Regions from separate parts of the Mus musculus genome. Here region 1 is linked to region 2. Evidence: chromatin loops called from intact Hi-C (ENCODE). Cell type or tissue: heart. All regions are shown on one strand.

What was found. A loop is a pair of places that touch in the nucleus more often than their neighbours do. Peaks named below come from ENCODE experiments on the same cell type or tissue, not always from the same donor. Only the 100,000 strongest peaks of a DNase experiment are listed, where the experiment ranks them.
Region 1: it touches region 2 in a loop (2.1-fold over the local background); 2 of 42 quality-filtered maps call a loop at or near these places.

The regions. Positions count from the first base shown.
Region 1 is chr2:76,283,121-76,288,120 of GRCm38, forward strand. All of the region lies in intron 2 of Pde11a (phosphodiesterase 11A), which reads right to left. Among named protein-coding and RNA genes, the nearest start is that of Pde11a, 53 kb to the right of the region's middle. In heart, a CTCF peak has its summit at 2,221 (motif pointing right); a DNase peak (open chromatin) is centred at 741.
Region 2 is chr2:76,182,745-76,187,744 of GRCm38, forward strand. The region is part of intron 5 of Pde11a (phosphodiesterase 11A); the gene reads right to left. Among named protein-coding and RNA genes, the nearest start is that of Gm52518, 150 kb to the left of the region's middle. In heart, no CTCF peak of the experiment used is centred here; a DNase peak (open chromatin) is centred at 2,557.

The DNA.
Region 1 (5,000 bases), 100 kb after region 2:
TCCCTATGGATCAGCAATTCTCAACCTGTGGGCCATGACCCCTTTGGGGGTCGGATGACCTTTGCACATGGGTTGCCTAAGACCATTGGAAAACACGAATAATTTGCATTACAAGTCATAACAGTAGCAAAATTACAGTTATGAAGTAGCATTGAAAATAATTTTAGGGTTGGGGGGGTCACCACAGCATGGGGAACTGTATTAAGGAGTCGCAGCATTAGGAAGGTTGAGGACTACTGCTGAAGAACTGTGTACTGGGAAGGGTCTTTTACAAAGCACCTTCTCCAGAACCTATTTAGAAGATGAAGAAATCCATCTATCTTTGCTCTCAATAAATTGCTTTATTAAGTTGATTAGTTGTTTTGGAGTTAACTAGGATGGTAGGACTGCAGCTTGCAGCCATGTCTAAAGATATTCAAATTAAAAAGAAATCAATCATATGCTAGCCAAACCCCATGTGAGTAGCCTGCATGAATTGTATTCAGCTTTCTGAGACTACCAACCTGTCATTGTAATGAATTCAACATCCTCCTCCTCCTCCTCAACACGGCGGACCTGATATCTTGTCCCTTCCATATCTCATAGCTGCTAAATATCGTCCTCATAAGCAGACAGAATTTTGAAGTGTGAGGCCAAGGGCTTATGAAATCCTCCCTATTATCTGTCTGTGAGTCTCATGCTTATGTTTCGTTGCAAACTTGAGCCTCTGTGGAGACTCATTAACACCATCCGGGCACCCTCCTCAATGCCAGTTGGCAAGGCAGCACTGCCAGTAACAAGTTCTGGAAGATGGCCAGTCCTCAGCAGCTGAGTTCTGTTAGCAGCATCCCAGTTCCAAAAGATGTCAGTAAGATGAATGTATCAGGATAACTGAACGCTCTGAATTATGAACTGAGAGGAGGTGACCACAGGCTAAGAAACTCCATAACACAAACCACAATAGGATGTCAGGCCAAGACTGTTCACATTTGCCTCTGGACAATAGACATGTTCTGCTTTATGCAATATGACAAAAGGCAACACCTTTGCCACCAAAGGATCCATGGCCTAGAAGGATGGATAAGAACCTATGCTCGCTGTCACTTCCCAGTTGTCATGCTAAGGAGCCCAAAAGTCTTAATAGATCACTAAGGTTTGCTTCTCTCTAACTCGTAATTTTACCCTGCAAAAGTAATGTCTCCCTCTACTCCCTTTGAATAACAAAGGGATAAGTTAATTGCATGGAAGGACTCTAATCATAGAACCTAATTCAGATAGCTTATACATAGCCCTGGAACACAGGAACCTTTGATTGGAACCCATGAAGTGAACCAGAAAATTCCAACCACCCCTTCTACATGGCCTTCCTTTATGTGCACCTCCAGCATGAATTACCAAACTAGTCATTTGCCAGTGTGTGGCTGAAATGATTAATACATGCATATGCAAGGCTGGAATTCATGCAAACCTCTCACTTTGCTTCTGCAAATTAAATTCTTGCTAATTATCTAAGACTTTTAAAGCACATGATGGTATTAAAGTCACTGAAATGAGAGCTATAGAACAGGACTGGCTAACCATCTTCCTGGTGCCGATCACTGCACCAGATGAAGGTAAGTGCTAGAGGAGGAACCAATGACCTGCCCAAGTTCTCCCAATAATTATTGCACAACACCACGTAGCCACTGACTCTTTGTCCCCAGGCTCAGAGCTTTCAAGAAACAACATACATTCCTATTCACCACGACTTTAAGTCAAAATGAGTTAATACCTTTAAATTTTTTTAAAAGTATTTGCTAGTTTTCATAGCTCAGCGTGTTTTAAAATCGTGCCATATATAACCTGCAATATTAAAAAATGGAATTTTAAGTTAAGGGGACAAAAGTAATATTATGCTAATTACACAGTAAATTTACATGTGTGAATGATGGCCAGGAAGCTGTGGCTTGTCCAGCAATGAGAGGTACCCTAAATGTTTGCTTTCTGTTTCCCTCCTCACTGCAACTCTGTTTGTGAGGCTCAGAAGGTTCAGTCAACTTGTTCAAGCTCATTGGGCTAAGGAACAAATACGTGAGTCTGTCTTGGAGCCATTCTGCCTCCAGAACCTTTAGTTCCCTTGTTTCCTTACCTGTAGACAAGTCAGAAATTACATGTGCATCTGGACTTTAAAGGGTGTTTGTTTGCTTGCTTTTTAAGATTTTTAAACATGTGTGTCTGTATGTGGGTTTCTGGCCATGGGTGCAGTGCCCATGGAGGCCAGAAGAGGGCATCAGATTCCCTAGAGCTGGAGTCACAGGTTGTTGTGAGCCACTCTGTGGATGCTAGGAATTGAACTCAGATTCTCTGCAAGAGCAGTACTCACTCCTAATACCGAGTCATCTCTCTGTCTTGTCCAGCACTCACATCATTCTACATGAGTTCAGACGTTTTTCAAAAGCTTCTGCTGACATAGACTTGGCTTGCCTTTTGACTCAATAGATTTCTGTCTGTGGAGAACACCCCAGGGAAATAGTAAGAAAGCAAAAGGAAATGTGTTTAAGACTCTATTTAACAGGTATACACACACACATAACTTACAGTCTTCAAAAGCCAGAACTTGAAACATCAAGAAATACAAATTATATTATGCAACATGATATACATATGCAGTGAATGTACCATGACCCAGACTGAATTAGGTAATAGCTGGAAAGAGTCCAAATTCAAGACAGTGAAACAATGTTATACAGAAAAATGAAAATAAGAAAACATTATAATGACCCAAATGGAAAATATAAAATAAAATATTATATATATATGTGTGTGTGTGTGTGTGTGTATATATATATATATATATATATATATATATATATATATATATATATTTCTGTGGTGGCACACCTGTAAGCTCAGTATTCAGGAGGGCAGATGCAGGAGGCTCACCACAAGTTCGAGACCAACGTGACCAGTATAGCAAGCTAAGACAACATGGCGAGACCTACCTGAAAATAAAATAAGTAGAGTACAAACTAGCATAAGGATAATCTTAAAGAATTAAGTAAAAACAGTATATTCATTAATAGTAAGTCATGAACTTGAAATTAAACCCCAGTGCCAAAAGAGTGCCTGGCATATAGACATGCATTAATAAAAACCTGTTTAATAAAAACAACCAGGAAATCTACTGAGGTCATGCTACAAAGAGGTCAGCCACCACATGCACTGGACAGCCTCAGAGGGCAGAATCAGCATATTCTATGATGATAACAGGATTCTGGCTTGAGGTTTTGGCATGAGGGTAGCATATGAAGAATAGATAATGCAAAACACATTGGCCTTCGGTAATAGCTCAGGGAGCATTTTATTATTGGCTCTGAGTAGACAAAAGCCTGGATGAGGACCAATGTGCTAGTCATCAAGCAGAGCTTGTCTGCCCTTAGCTCTTTGCTGCTGAGATTACAGTCAGGGTCTTTTTGATCCTCCACTATCAGGCTGGCTACTGATAGAAGTGGTTCCAACTTACATCGTCATGAATGGTCTGGGCTTTCCCTATTCATATATGGAATCTGTCATTTTGTCTTACAGGCTCATTACAGAATATGCAGCTAACGAGCAGCCAGCTTAGAGGGGAAGGGCCGGGCTTCTGTTCCCTATGCTTGCCTTGTCTTTCTCTCTGTCATGTCTACAAATTTAGCAACCTGGAAGTTCCAACGAATAGAAATTTAGAAACAAGTCACACCCGTGGTTCTCACTCCTTCCAGTGCTGCTGCCCTTTAACACAGTTCATGTTGTGGTGACCTCTAGCTACAAAATTATTTTGTTGCTACTTCATAACTGTATTTTTGTTATTGTTATAAATTGTAACATAAACATCTGATGTACCAGATATCTGATATGTGGTCCTGAGGTGAGTCACAACCCACAGGTTAAGAACTACTGACTTACGCAAAGGAATTTTTCCCCTGAGACCTGCCTGAGCCCCACATACTGTCCATGTGTCAGAGAGTTCTTCATGAGGAGGGAGGCCTATGAGTTAAGCCCTCTTCCAGCTAGTTTCCCTGTGTCCCTTCATGGAATCTCCCTTTGACCCTGAGACATTAGTGTTAACCAAGACATAGATGAAATAATTTCAATGTAAATAGCATTGTAAATATCCCTGTAAATATCACTTGGACAGATGTGAAGTCACATTGTCCTTCCTCATTTGGTAGAGGCAGCTAGATAGTATCCCTTTCCATTAAACGTTTCTAGAAATTATTTTTTAATTTTTTTTCTTAACTATGACTATTGGGTGCATAGAATCTCTGCAAGAAAAAAAAAACCAGGCTAGAAATTGTGAACATAAAATATTGTGTAACTGTGTCACCTGGATGAACATAATCTATCAGCCCTGTCTGATAAAGTCCCAACCAGTGTTTTAGTCCCAATAGTGTTTTTTTAAAATATCCTGGAAGATAAAATGATACTGTGAGCACATGAAACACTCACAGAAGAGAAAAAAACATAATTTGGGGAGCAAAAAAAAAATAGGATTGACTCTAAGAAATAATCTGTCTGAGAATAAGTGAAGAATACAAGAGAAAAAATTAAACTGTTAGGGAAAATCTTAAATGTAAAGGTGTGATGGTTTGAGTACGCTTGTCCCAAGGACAAGCTATTTGGACAAGCTATATATTGGACAAGCTATTTGGAGGCACGACCTAGTTGGAGTTGGAGTGGATGTGGCCAAGTTGAAGTAGGTGTGGCCTAGTTAGAATGGGTGTGGCCTAGCTGGAGTAGGTGTGTCCTAGTTAGAGTAGGTGTGGCCTAGTTGGGGTAGGTGTGGCCTTGTGGGAGGAAGCATTTCACTGTGGGGACCCTCTTCCTTGCTGCCTGGAAGCCAGTCTTCTCCTGACTACCTTCTGACCAGGATGTAGAACTCTTAGCTCCCTTCTTCAGCACCATGCCTGCCTGGATGCTCCCATGCTTCCTGCCATGACGATAATGGATTGAACCTTGATTCTTGATCTGAAGGCAGTCAGGAGAAGACTGTCTTCCAGGCA
Region 2 (5,000 bases):
TGCTCCCTGTTCCTTTACTGTGTTTCCTTGCATACCCTGAAGGCTTCCAAGGAGAATACAGCTCACATAGGTCGTTAGGTTTTGCAGTAATAAGATGGGTTCTGCTTTCCTTGATGTTTAAGCAAGGTTGGGCCTCCTGTATTTATAAGCCAGCCACATGTGACAACTCATGTTTCAAATCTTTGACTTTTCCTTTGGCTGTCTCTCTGGCCTCCTCTGTCCTAACCTGGCTGAAAGCCTTATTCTTCATGGCTCATCTAGAGAAGCCAGCACATCTTCACCTTAACATTACTGGATGAGTAACCTCAATTAAATCTGCGAAGCCTCTTCACTCTTGCAATATACCATCAATAACTGATGACACGGGGCAGGGTACCAGAGGTCAAATTTCTGCCTGGGCCACTTGGGGTGACTTTGTTGTTTAAAATTATATACAGTGGCAAGTTTGGACTGTGATGTTATTCACACCATCATGATGAAATGCTACATTTGTGACCTGAGTTCTTGGTGCTGTTTTACTGTCCCCGTCACTGCCAAGCATGTCGAGAGACAGCGAGACTGTCTCGGCATCTCCTCACTAATGAAATTCAAAGCTTCCTGTCCTTTCCTCAATTCAATTGCTTGTCACTGGAAAGGAAACAGCTTCCAATTAGTTAGAAATCTTCACAAAGTGTTGTTGTACATTTTAATAGCATCCCCGTGAAATCCACAGATTTGATTACACCAGGCTCACACCGCTTTAAAATTCTGTTTGTTTATGGTGAGAACTTGGGCATTGTCTTCTGCCTTTGGATGCATGACTTGGCACGTGGCAGAAGGCCATTTTGTTTGCATTTGTGTGATAAAACAACACCACTTCATTTGATTTTGAAATTCTTCTTTAGCTGCTGCTCTGTATTATGGCGAGATTTTTCAACAGAAATATTTTCGCCACTCCGATCCGATTGTACTCCTTACTTATGTAGGCTTTGTTGCCTGGGGGAGGAGGGGATGTTTGTGTGTGTGTGTGTGTGTGGTGGGTGCATGTGTGTGAGTATTCACACGTATGGACATGTGAGGCATGCAAGCGCATGTGTGTATCTACACATGTGAAGATCAGAACTGTTCCCTTCCTCAGTTGCTCTCCATCTTATATATTGAGGCAAGGTCTCTCATTTCAGTCCAGAGTGCTCTCATTTGTCTGGCTAGCCTAGTTAGCCAAATTTCTGGAGATCCCATCTCTGCTTCCCAAGTTCAAGGAATGCAGTTGGGCCTATACCACTGACTGGGCATTTATGTGGGTCCTGGGGATCAGAACTCTGCTCCTTAGCCTTATAGGAAGAGTATTCTACTCACTGTACCATCTCCCAGTCCCCCTGGTGCACGTGTGTTTGAATAAAACAGTAACTTTTTATTTCAACATCATCATTGAGCCAATCAATTTTTAAAATATTGATTTATATGTTATTTTATGTGTGAATATTTGTATGTACATATGTATGTGCCTGTATGCCTGGTGCTCATGGAGCCAGAAGAGGGTACCAGGTCCCTTGGATGTGAAGTTACAGATGACTGTAAGCCAGCACATGGGTGCTGGCAACCAACTGTGGGTCTTCTGCAAGGACAGCAATTGCTTTTAACCACAGAGTCATCTCTCCAGCCCCTTAGTGTGCAATGTTGTTGAAAGTATTAACCAGCATTTAAACCCCGCCAGGTAGCACCAACAATGTACAAAACACAAAGTGGCAGTACAAATATCTGTGAGTCGATAGCTGTGCCATAGTTGTCACCTACACAGCAGTCACCATCCTGACTTTCAGTGCCATTCAAACATCCCCATCCCTGGGCTTACAAAGGACAGTGTCTGGCCAGCTAGTGAATGCGTATTCCTTTGGAAATCGACTATCTACCAGCTTCAGCTCTTTATTGTTTAAAAAAATATAACTGTCTCAGGCTGTCTCAGGTGTCCCGACTTTCCTAAATGAAAGTCAGAAAACATCAGACTAATGATGAGAGCATTCAGAACGTAATACCAGGCTGGAAGAGAAAACTTTAACAATTCAGACAACTTGAATTTTATTGTCTTTGTGTTTCCTTAAGTGTGTCATCTCTTATGTGCACTTGGGTTTCTGCAGTTTAAAGCATCCATGTAAACTAACTTCCCCCCATAAAGTCTCTTGTGAGGTCTGAGGCCCCTCTTCATAGTCTTTCGATACAGAGCTGAGTCAGGAGTACAGGGCCAAAGCACAAAACTTCAGTAATAAATGAATTGTCATGCATTTTTTAAATTGATGAATTGATGCAAAAATGCTATAATGATCAAATTGCTGAAGGCATTTTCAAGACATATTTTCTTTCCTTTTCTTTCAGGATTTAATGTGGCTTAGCCAGATTCTACTGTAATATGGCTAAGTACTCTGGTCACAGTACAAATTTCTTAATGGTTCCCTGGTCAATTTGAGAACTTTCTTGTTGTTTAACTTTTTGCTTTGTATTGACAGAGTCTTACTAGGTAGCCCAGGCAGGCTTTGGACTCGTGATCCACATGCCAGTCTTGTGTCCTTCTGTAAGCACCCCCTGGGCATGTAAGTATTTTTAGACAGTGCAGTCTTGGTCCTAACAGAGTGGGTGTTGATGGGAATGCCTTCCAGGCCTAAGCTCACAGGGAGGGAGGTCCTTGAGTGAAATATTACTCTCAGAATTTGGCTTAAGATTTTTCTAGCTTAAAACTGTGTGTGTGCAACACACTTTACCTCTCCAAATCTCAATTTCTTCATTTATAAAATGAGAAGAGTAATTCCATGGGCATTTTGGCACTAAGACCAGATAAGTCTGACAGCCATTAGACGTTCAAGGACAGTTAATTCTCCTTCTGCAATTAAATAAAAAAGCATTATCATGCTAATACGGGGTTCACAGAATCATAGGTTCCTGGGACTCCTTTGCTAGAAAAATATCGAATAGGCATTATCAATTTTATTGTCTGCATTCAATAACTAGTGTATTAACCTCCTAGGATAGCTGGAACAAATCACTGCTACCTTTAAAAGAGTAGTAATGTCTCCTCTCATGCTGTGGGGGTGGGAGGTGTTCCTGGCTTGAAGATACCATATTCTAATTTCTTCTTGCCTTCACATGGCACTTGGCCCTTTGCCTCTACTTCTCTCAGAAGGACATGAGTCACTAGATGGACTGGCCAATGAGTCTAAATTTAGCCTCATTTAATTTCAAGATGCCTAACTAATTCTATCTTCATGTCCAAATGAAGTTTCCTTTTGAGGGTTGAGGTAGACATGAATTTGCAATTGGGAAATCGCCTTTAAGCAACACTATTTCCCTGAACTAACACTTAAAATAACTCCTTTTTCATCTTAAATGTTTTTGGAAGTCAGGCATGGTGATGCACCTCTGTAATACCAGAATTAAGGTAGGAATTGGAAGATTAGGAATTCAAGACCAGGTTTGGCAACATGACATTGTGTGTGTGTGTGTGAATTGTGTATGCGTGTGCAAATGTGTGTATTTCTTGAATCTTAAACGATTTCATTTTTTTTCCTATCCCTGTTTTTTCAGAAGTGACTTATTGTGACCTGAAGTTATGGTTTGGTGAGGTCAGAGCCTCCCAGGTAACTGCAGAGGGGAGAACTCTGCTAGCAGCTGACTGCAGCATGCCTGTGCCATTCACAGATCAAAGAGGCACAGACTGAAAGGGAGTGCAATGCAACCGTGCTCAAATTCTCACAAATCCTTAACGTGGGAGGTTCTCGGTTTCCTGTGAGTTTCAGCTCCAGTTCCTCAGCCCCTGGATCCTTGATGGCTTTGCTTGCCTCTTCATTTGCTGCTAAATCTTTTCTGGAACTAATTTTCAAATTAAATCCCTATACCAGTGTCCTAATGTTGCTCTTCCAAATTACGATAAATTCGGTGGCTTCAAACAGCAGCAGGTTAATCCCCTGTGATTGTCTAGGAGAGGTTCCATTCTCTCACCTTTCCCAGTTTCTAGAGTTTTCCACATTGCCTGGTCATGGTTCCCTCCTTTGTCTTTAAAGCCGGCAATGACAGGCTGCCTCCCAAACTACTTGACTCTAATGTATGCCTCTCTCACCAGAGAGCCTTCATTTACAAAGACCCCTGTGATTACCTAGCACCTATTCCAATGACTGAGGATAATCTGCCTATGTTAAATAATATTTTATCACCATGTTAATTAAACACAGCACTGGTATGTATGTCATCTTCATACATATGAACAGTGTACATCAATCATATTTACCCATTACCTTCTATTATGCCTCTTGCTCATTCTCTTCTTCCTCCCAACTAGGCCCCCTGAACTTTCTTTTCTTTTCTCCTTTTATTTCTGCTTCCTTTTCCTCCTTCTCTTCCTCTCTGTGCACGTGCATGCATGCATCTGTTTGTCTGTCTGTCTGTCCTAATGAGTTTCATTAGGGTTGCTTACAGCATGGGTAAATGTTTGTTTGTAAGAACATGGGCACCTTGTCAGTGGCTGTACCGCTGAAGAAAATGATTCTCCCTCTTCATCAACACGAACTGTATATAAATCCTTAGGGGAGAATGTAATTCAAGATTCTTGATTCCATGTATAAAAGATGCATTACCATGGAAGGTAGCATTGACTGGCTCTGGGATTTGGCAACAAATGACCTGAGGCAGGCTATTTTTCTGACTACTAAATTCACTCATCAGTAGTAAGAGAAAGCTTTAGCTTTCTAACTTCTGAAACTATCTACTGTTTTGCCTGTCTTTTCAAAGGCTCACCAACCAAAAGGTCTTTTGTTTTCCATTTTAACGGTTTGAGGGATTGAGCCCATGACTTTGTATGTGCTCAATAAGCACTCAATAAGTAAGCTAGAACCAAAGCCATAACAAAGAGTCAGGACCTACTAGATGCTCCAAGATTTCTGGTTTTATTATTTTCTCTGATCTTTCTGGTTTTAACAAATAGAAATATAAAAATTCCTCCTTTCTGTTAAAAAAATATAGATTTTTTTCCCTATAGT